Linked DNA regions of Homo sapiens: region 2 is linked to region 1. Evidence: chromatin contacts called from ENCODE Hi-C data. All regions are on one chromosome and are shown on one strand. Each heading gives the region's core, a stretch centred on a gene start or an enhancer-like site at or near the end of the contact. The rest is flanking DNA. Distances are from core to core; before and after follow the strand shown. Region 1 holds the start of MAN1A1 (mannosidase alpha class 1A member 1). Region 2 holds the start of NT5DC1 (5'-nucleotidase domain containing 1).

Region 1 (4,590 bases), core at 769-3,268:
GGCTGCAAGTATAACCCTGTCATTTAAGAAATACGGAAAATAAGAAAAAAATCTTAAAATAAGCTTCATGATGAACTTAAAAAGAATAGTTACTTTAAAAGATGTAGAAACAACATAGATAAATTTAAAGTTTTTAGGGGAAAAAATCCTTAAACCCACGTACTAAATTTTTAATATTTCCACTACAGAAGTTAAATGCCCAAACTGATTTGGTATCAAAATTAAAGTGTCAGAAATAGAATTAAGTTATAACTTTTATTTATCACCATTTTAACATATACTTAAAAGTGGAATTTATTGTTTTGCTGGAATACTTAATAACATTAATTTGAAATAAAGCTTCTAAATATTTCCGGGGCTATAATTCCATTCTTACAACATAATTTTTAAAATAATAAATCATTCCAAAAAAGGATGATCATAAAGAGATTAGCGTTTGGGGTAGTTAACCCAGTTCCTATTTATCTATCCATTCAAGAGGTAACTCAGTTTTAAGGATGTTGTTAGAAACATTATTTCACAGTGATTCAAACCTTTCAGCCTATGCACAACCTACAAATGCATAATCGTTTGAAATAAAAATTGCCTTTCCATCATTAAAGAAAAATCATCTTTGTTTTCTTTTTCAGTCCTTCTGAACTTATTACCCTGCTTGGATATGCTGCACTCTTCTGGACATAGAATTTCATAGCAGGTATCAAAATAACCAAGCCATAAAGCCAGCTTTATCAAACAATAATTTCCTATTAACAAGAACTTTGAGTGTATTACTCATTTTACACAAAACAAGTAGACGACAAATAATGATGGTTAAAATTAATAATTAAATGATTAAATGAAAACTAGTAAGGATTTCTGATTACTTTTCTACTTTCTCATACAGCTTAACACCTGGAAACAACTGTACTGGAGCCACCTTCCCGAAAGGTGCCAGCTGTTTCCTTTGTCTTAAGCACAAACAGAACTAATGTCACATTTCCAGAGAAGGGTAAGGATGAAATAAGGCGACTACAAACCAGCTTTCAGAAATGCGAAGTCAGTCAACGTTTTCCTCTCTGATAACCCCTTATTTGTGGAGCAACAGGAGAATTACAACACATTTTGGAAAATAATTTCTATTGGACCAACTCCTCACTTCGCTGGAAGTAGTCGGATCCAAGACTTAATTTCAACACAGTGTTCGACTTATTGCTTGAAGCTACCGCAGCATAAAACTCGTCTTCGAATGGAAAATTTGACCAACTTCTATGAGGTAAATGAATAGTGAAAGTACGGGTGGGCGGGAGAGACATACAAGTTTTTTCGGTTTTTTGTTTTTTGGGGGAAGAAAGGGCGCATACGAAAAAAGTCCTAAGCAAGCACAGAACTGTGTCTCTTAGGATGTAAAAGGATGTTATACCAGAGAGCTCAAAAGCTCCCAGGGTCACGGCTCCCCTAACCGAGGGACTTGGGGTTTCACTGCTACCAGGCACCCGGGGAACCCCGGCCTTGGATAAAAAGAGGGTAACTGGAGTAAAGCCGTGCTTCTGAACGACCCAGCGCCCAGGACCCCCTGCCAGACCCCGCCTTTCCCGGGACCCCCTCGGGAGCGCCCCCGACCGCCCCGCACGGGTCGGAGGAGGAGGCAGAGAGGTCCCGCGCGGACCCAGGCGCCTCCCGGGCCAGTCGAGGATCAACCACCCCGGGGACCCCTGCCGAGGCCAGCGCAGGATAAACTCCCCGACCCCGAACTCTGCCTGCCGCTTCTCGGCGCTGGGCCTCAGCCACGGGTTCGACCGTCCTCCTCACCGCGGCTCCCGCCTACCTCGCGCCTCCCGGCCCCGCGACCTCCCCGCCGCCGGCCGGGCCCCGCCGAGGCTGCGCTTCCCGTAAACTCCCCGCCCCGCGCATCCCCCTCCTCGCCTCGGCCCCGCCCCCGCGGGACCCTGGGCGGCGCGTGATTGGCCCGGCCGCGCCGTCACTCTCCGGCCGCGTCGCCTCCCTCGCTTTCCACCGCCCCAAGACCGGCAGTGAGATTAGTGCTCGCGGGGCCGCGGCGGAGTGTACCGTGCTGCTCTACTCGCTGCCATTCGCCCGCAGGTCGGCGCGCTCGCCCACCTGAGCCGCGCCGGGGCTGCGGGACCGTGGGACAGCGCGCTCAGCCCAGCCTAGGAAAGAGGCAGCAGTCTCAGCGCGGAGATGGGGAGCGGGCGAAGTTGACGAGTCTCCCGCCCACGCTGCGCCCCTCCTGCCCAGAGGTGCGCTGCCCCTCCCCGAGGTGCTCGCGCGCTGCCCTGACCCCTTCCTGCGCGGGACACCCCTCCCCTACCCACGGGACCTGATAACTTCACCCCAAGTCCAGAGAGTGGGCTGCGAGGGCGGTGCCCGGACTGGACAGGACTCTGCTTAAGGGGAGCGGTCCTGGAGGCTCGCCAGGAGTCGGAGGGCGGAGACCCGCTGGAAACTTTATCATCGCCGTAATTACTACGTTTTACTGTTTCTCTCCCCGCAGGGGCTGCAGCCAGCGGTCTGTCGCGCGTGCCTGTGTGCCCGAGGAGCCGCCCCGGGGAGAAGACCCGGCGCGGAGTTGTTCCCCCAGGGAGGATCCGCAGCCCAGCCGAGGGGGTCGGGCGGCCTGGCTACGCAGGACCCAGCCCCGCAGCCGCGGACTCCCAGCGGCGGCGAAGTTTGGCTGCTGAGCGGCGCGGCGCCGGACCACTGGACAGCGGGAGCGATGCCCGTGGGGGGCCTGTTGCCGCTCTTCAGCAGCCCCGCGGGCGGCGTCCTGGGCGGGGGGCTCGGCGGCGGCGGTGGCAGGAAGGGGTCGGGCCCCGCCGCCCTCCGCCTGACGGAGAAGTTCGTGCTGCTGCTGGTATTCAGCGCCTTCATCACGCTCTGCTTCGGGGCGATCTTCTTCCTGCCAGACTCCTCCAAGCTGCTCAGCGGGGTCCTGTTCCACTCCAGCCCCGCCTTGCAGCCGGCCGCCGACCACAAGCCCGGGCCCGGGGCGCGCGCCGAGGACGCGGCCGAGGGGCGAGCCCGGCGCCGCGAGGAGGGGGCACCCGGGGACCCGGAGGCCGCCCTGGAGGACAACTTGGCCAGGATCCGCGAAAACCACGAGCGGGCTCTCAGGGAAGCCAAGGAGACCCTGCAGAAGCTGCCCGAGGAGATCCAAAGAGACATCCTACTGGAGAAGAAGAAGGTGGCCCAGGACCAGCTGCGTGACAAGGCGCCGTTCAGAGGCCTGCCCCCGGTGGACTTCGTGCCCCCAATCGGGGTGGAGAGCCGGGAGCCCGCCGACGCCGCCATCCGCGAGAAAAGGGCAAAGATCAAAGAGGTGAGTGGGCCGCGCCAGAAATCCCTCCCGACCGGCCGTGTTTTTCAGGGAGAAACGGCAAGCCTTTGAAACTCTGAAGACTGCAACAATGCAATGTATGGGGAGATGGAGGTTTGCCCCTTCCACCAGGTGCTGTGTCAAAAGCTCTTTCTTTTCCTGTTTCCAATATAGTAGTAGATGTGTCCAGTAAGATCTAAGGTCAAATCTCGTTGCTTTTAATTTGCATGCTCTTGCTCTGGTGACCACAAGCCACACGAGGTGGGTATAAATACATGGGCAGGTAATACGCAAACCTCATTCTCTGGCCGCTACACGGTTAATCGCCCCACCAGTAACAGCGACGGCACTGATCAGCCCCCTGGTAAGGATTGGGGACGTGGCTTTAAAGTGAGTCTTCACGCGTGGTAAAGCTAGCCAGCATACCCCGGGTTCAGCTGTGTGGCCCTTGTCTGCCAGGTGGCATTCTGTGTGTACTTTCAGACTATAAAGGTGAAACCTGAGAACTTCCCATCATCGAGGGATACTATTGTTTACTTTTTTAAAAAATGAAAATATAAAAAGCCAGTCGGCTGCCTCTTGTATTTCTAATGCACAGCCAGAAATAGGGTATTCCATGTGATGCAACAGGTTTGCCTCCACAGCAGCACAATGGTGACAAAGTTAATCCAGGATAAACATGGACTTTGATACATCTTTCCTAATTTCCTTCTCGTAATTTTCAGTTAGAACTTGAAACATGTGATTAGGTCAGGACCAGCTTAAAGCTGAAGGGGGCCGTAAAAAGTCCTTTCAGGCTGTCATTTTCAAGATGAAGATCGAAGGGCCCAGAGCTCTAGAACCCGTTAGTGATGAGTCAGGACTTGAAGCCCGAGGTCCGAACTTCCCCCAGTCACCTGTCACCACGCGGTCTGTGGACATGCCTCCTCTCTGAGCTACTTCCCTGTGTGAAACGGTGCCAGCCTGCGTTTTACATAGAAAAGCTGTAGGAACCACATTAAAAGCATGTCATTCCAAATCTTGGTTCAATTTTCTAAAATATGAATGGAAGTAATATTTTTGCCATTTAAAAAATAATACGATCTGTGAAAATAAATATTGTATTTTCATATTGGGTAGGTAATCAGGAGAGGAAGTCCCTGATCCCATTTTCAGAGAGTAAACAGATTTTTGAGGTGGTTGAGAGGTGTTTAGCTTAAGTGGCTGCAGAATGAAGGCAGCAGGATTGTCATGGGATTTGTGACTTTGTATTATAAGATCAGCTGAATTTGGTTAAG
Region 2 (4,590 bases), core at 1,147-3,646, 3.2 Mb after region 1:
ATGGCTGTATCATATTCTGTTATTAAAATACCTATTATCTATTCAGTCTATTTATTGAGTCCAGTATGTGCCCAGCACTAAGCTCGGCACACAGAACACACAAGAAACTGTCACAGATACTGATGGAGTCATCACGCTGGGCTCTAGGGGAAGTCCAACAAGTAAACAGGAAGTGTTAATATCATGCAGCATGTGCTATGAGGAATGAAGGGTTTTGTGGAAAACTGAAGGTGGGCTTAGAATGGAAGGGCAAACTTTAAGGGCCAAAAAGACTTCCTAAGGGGAACGATGTTTAAGATGAGGCCTGATGGGATGAAGAGCTTCTGTGCAGAGCAAAGAGGCCCTCCAGGCACTGTTGGCAGCGTGAAGCAAGACCCAGGTCATACTACCCACCACAAGGGACCAAGACTAACTCTTCAGCATTTTTGCCTACTGTGTAAGGCTGCCTGGAGGCCTGCGTGTTGATCTCTGTATCCTCAGCTCTAGCATGGTGCTCAGCACACTGTGGGACTTAAAATAAAAAAGATTTCCACACCAAACATGATCCAAAACTCAATAGGTTACTGTTTTCAAGCTTTAAACATCACTTATTCTCCAGGTTTGCAGTAAAAAAACCTCTTGTCTTTGAGAATCTTATATTCTGAAATTTTATGATCACCTATGGACAACACTAGCTCTAACATGACAGTGGTTTAACAATATTACCTCCAAATGAAGGTAACTAAAGAGGAGACACACAAAACTGTGAACCAGGAAGGATTCGAAAGACACAGAGGGAAGGAAAACATGTATCAAAGACCTAGGGGAAGCAGTGGCCAAAGAATCAAGCAGTAAAAAAGCCTTCTTAATTCTCAATGTGACTAAGGAAACCAGACCTGTAAGGTAAGAAAGCAGGAAAGTGTAACAGCAGAAAAAGGACATTTAAAAAAAAATTTAGCATCTGGGCATAGAAAACACACGAGAAATTCGGGCAGCCACTCTTTTTTGACCTTTAACGTGTACCTGAACTGGTGGGTGCAGGAACTGGCGGGTGCCCATAATGGGGCACAACCCTGGCTGATGTCTGCACCAGTGATCTAGAGTTCTACCCATAAACTGTGAGGTTTCCAAATAGTTTGGGTGGTAACCATAAAAGCAAACACTTGTCTTTGCCAAGGTACTATTCTAAGCATTATACATCTCTTACTCATTTAATCCTTGCAACAATCTTGTGAGGTAAATCCAATTATTAGCTCCATTTTACAGATGGGGAAACTGAGAAGCAGCACAGGTTAAGTAACTTCCTCGAAGTCACAGAGCTAGTAACAGTGGAGCTGGTGTCCTAAGCTAGGCAGTCTGGCTGAGGAGTCCTCGCTTTCACCACTGTACTCATAACCAGCTCTTTTTCTGTCTGGATGCTTAGATCTTGGACTAAAAAAATCTGGTAACTTTTCAAAATTAGTTTCCTTGGGAATTGGGAAACCAAAGGAATAGTGGAGGGAGGGCAATTAATTTGAGTGTACAGGTCTGGAAGCATGCATACTCCATGTCCCCCTCCCTCAGGGCACAGTGAGGACCCAAACTTCGCAGACTGTTGGTAGGACTGGAATGTATTCAAAGTGCACGGAGCACGTAGTCGATGCGCAATAAATATGTATTTTCTTCTCTTGATAGAAGGTAAAACTAGGGCTAAGATCTTAATGACTTTTCAACTAGTGTTCCTTTCAATACACTACACTATATACTACGCATCTCTCCCAGATTGCAGTTTAAACACTGATGGGTGGTTGATCGTGCAAACAGAAAAATGCAGCCAAAAAAAATGCAAGTACCAAATCAAGTGGCTGTGTCCACAATCAGCTGGTGTCCAGAAAGACATGCAGAGAAAGTTCCACGACGTGAGATCTTCAAGGACAGCCCTAGTCCCCCTGACCCCGCCCCTCCTCGGCCCTAGAAATCACCGATTCCCCAGCCCGGTCTTGCGCAGTTTGCCCCTCCTTCGTTCTTCCCTATCCCTCTCAACATTAGCTAATGGCTGAGGTAAATGTGCCGGTCCCCACGGCACCGGCGCGGAGCGGAGGCTGCACACTTCCGCCCCTTCTCGCCGCTGGAGGCCGCGCTCTGCGGCAAGACTCGGCCGCCGCAGGCCCCGGGCAGCGTCCGCCGTTGCCCAAACCTGGAGGAAACTCAAGCCCCAGCCGCCATGGAGGTTGCGCGCAGTGCGCCCCGGAGCCCGCGCCACTCACCGGGGCGCTCTCGGGCAGGTTGTAGCGACACAGAGTGTGGTCCAGGTCGAATCCGACCACGTCGCAGGCGGCCAGGGAGAAGTGCTGAGCCATGGCTGCGCGGGGAGCACCAGGGAGCGCCTCGGCCGCGAAGGGTGCAAGGAGCTGGCTGGCGGGACGCTGCGGGACAGGACCGGGCCGGACGCGGCGGGGCGGGGCTGCGGCTGCCAGGGCACACGGCGCGGCAGCCTCTCCCGCCTCCCGCGCCCTCGAGCACCGCCCCTCGATACGCTTAGCCCCCGCCCCTCGCGCGGCGGGCGTCCTGCGCCGCCCGGAGTCAGGTAGTCAGCTCGCGTCCTCCTGGTACCCCAATGCCGGCGACTCCTGATCTGTTCCGCAAGCCTAGGAGCCCAGAAGGCAGTAGGGGTCCAGGAGCGGTGCCGCTGCTGCACAGCTGAGACCTGTAGGCACGTAGCCTTTCCCGAGGGCTACCACAAAATTAACCGGGACACTCCATCGCCTCAGGGCGCCTCGGAAACCAGGAGATCATGAGGTTAGACCTGACCTTTTACCCCTGTGTGAGGAATAGTAAGATCATAGAAAAAATTCATCCGCTAATATCCCTCTGACCCAGTTAGCCTACAATTTGGAAGGTCTTTTCACCCACGTGATCTTTGATAGTGGTTTAAACCAAAAACTTTATATTCCTTGGTTTCCTAAGTGGTTAAGTGGAAGACAGACCTTTCACTATTTCATACCCTGGAGTGCGTTAGAAAATAAATGTATCAGACATCGTGAAGAACCATTTTGCAAGATGATACTTGTTATGGAAACCAATATTGGTTATTACTTGATAATCCTATTTTGTTATTGTAATGAATTTTTTATGAAAGGGCATCAGAAACTTCATAGAAATATATAGAGCATACTACAAAAAACTTTTGCAAACCGGGTTTAAGGTTTATAGAGCACAAAATGTTTTGAGTGACATTTGCTTAATTCTCTCAAGAACTGTATAACTACTACCATTTTAGATGCAGAGAAAGTTAATCCATTACATACAATGTATGCCTTAGGGCATTTAATTCTCTTCCTGATTTCCGGATGTGAAGGACTAGCACTTTGAGATCTTTATTACATAGTACCTCATTTTAAAAAGAAAATACAAATCTATTATGTTTACACTGCTTCAGTTCTCAATTTAAAGGAACAATGTGTCTAATGGGACAAATCAATAGTCGTGACATAATGAAAATATAATTGATTGAGAACTGCATTTAACCCTTTCAAATACTAATCCTTCTGAGGCTAATAGACCAATCAGAGGATTAATTTAGTGCAATAGATAGTACAATTGAGTAGGAGGACACTTATACCTAGTAGACCCATTTGAATAAAATTGATAACTTGTTCCATTATAACACTTAAAAGCCCCAAACAAATCTCTCTGGAATAGGAAAAGTAAAGAATCTTCAAGAAGATTAAGCTGTTCACTGATGAGTCCAACAATCATGTTTTCAATGTCTGTGAACCAAAAGAGAAAAGGCTGGATTGTTGGAGAGGCTGGAAAAAGCTTGTTGGCCCTGGAGCATTGACCTTGGCATTCTCCTCTGCACCTTGCAATAGAATGCTACCAAAGTCAAACTTCCAGGTGCATGCCACATTGAAGGGCACATGTTTCCTTGGGGAATATCTTGTTTCATGTGGGAGTAGGTGCTTTAGGTACTTTAGGGACTTCCCTTAGTAATACAAATGTACTAGTACATTCATTGTAAGAGGGAAGAGTATAAAAGGATTGTTTTTTGTTGACTTAGCAAAAACTTCTCCTTACAAAACCTCTTGAGTGTGCTGAATTGTGAACAGGAAATTGACTTGGGGTAAGGGGAGAGAGGGAACCAGGGCACTCTTAAAGAGAAAAAGACCCCTGGGTCGATAACCAAGTGGTCCTGGGACTGGATCTGGCTATTACATGCACATCAACAATCTTATGTACTTGCTGATTAACAAATTATATATATTCTGCATGTTTGCACAAACAGTTCTTGTGCTAGAGAGTCCACATCATTTAAACTTTGTGGGAGAATTTTGCAAATGATCCAATCCTAGAGGCTTGTACTCTTTCTTGAGCCCCACTCACCTTTCCTTTGTACCTCAAACCTCAGTCTGACTCTTCCAGAAATATAGGGGATGGTTCCCTTCTCTTCTCCCATTCCCTACATAACCCTGAGTTTAAATACAAACACTCAGTTTAATTGTTTCATAAGGCTTATTTTTGGATAAAGATATTTCATTTTCCCTGCACATTAAACTTTTATCACACTTACTGATAAAATGCCACAGCTCTTGTATTATCAACTACAAGTTCAGTCTTCTACTTAGATACCAA

The links. A loop is a pair of places that touch in the nucleus more often than their neighbours do. Pooled maps may share reads with other maps.
Region 2: a map of naive thymus-derived CD4-positive, alpha-beta T cell shows a loop between it and region 1 (20-fold over the local background). The contact joins the promoter of NT5DC1 here to the promoter of MAN1A1 in region 1. A Hi-C loop is called at or near these places in 2 of 168 maps with a recorded cell type or tissue (CD4-positive, alpha-beta memory T cell and naive thymus-derived CD4-positive, alpha-beta T cell), 1 of 37 single-sample maps with no recorded cell type and 7 of 50 pooled maps.

What each region holds. Positions count from the first base shown.
Region 1 is chr6:119,347,189-119,351,778 of GRCh38, reverse strand. It overlaps MAN1A1 (mannosidase alpha class 1A member 1), which reads left to right and starts at 2,018. Exons shown (of 13, transcript NM_005907.4): 1 at 2,018-2,237; 2 at 2,492-3,316. The coding sequence starts at 2,714. RefSeq lists silencers at 1,458-2,097, 2,608-2,807, 2,868-2,987 and an enhancer at 3,198-3,547.
Region 2 is chr6:116,098,659-116,103,248 of GRCh38, reverse strand. NT5DC1 (5'-nucleotidase domain containing 1) reads right to left here and starts at 2,396. Exons shown (of 12, transcript NM_152729.3): 1 at 2,226-2,396. The coding sequence starts at 2,318. It also overlaps a transcript of FRK not described here. RefSeq lists enhancers at 154-223, 1,693-2,213, 2,214-2,736 and a silencer at 2,321-2,580.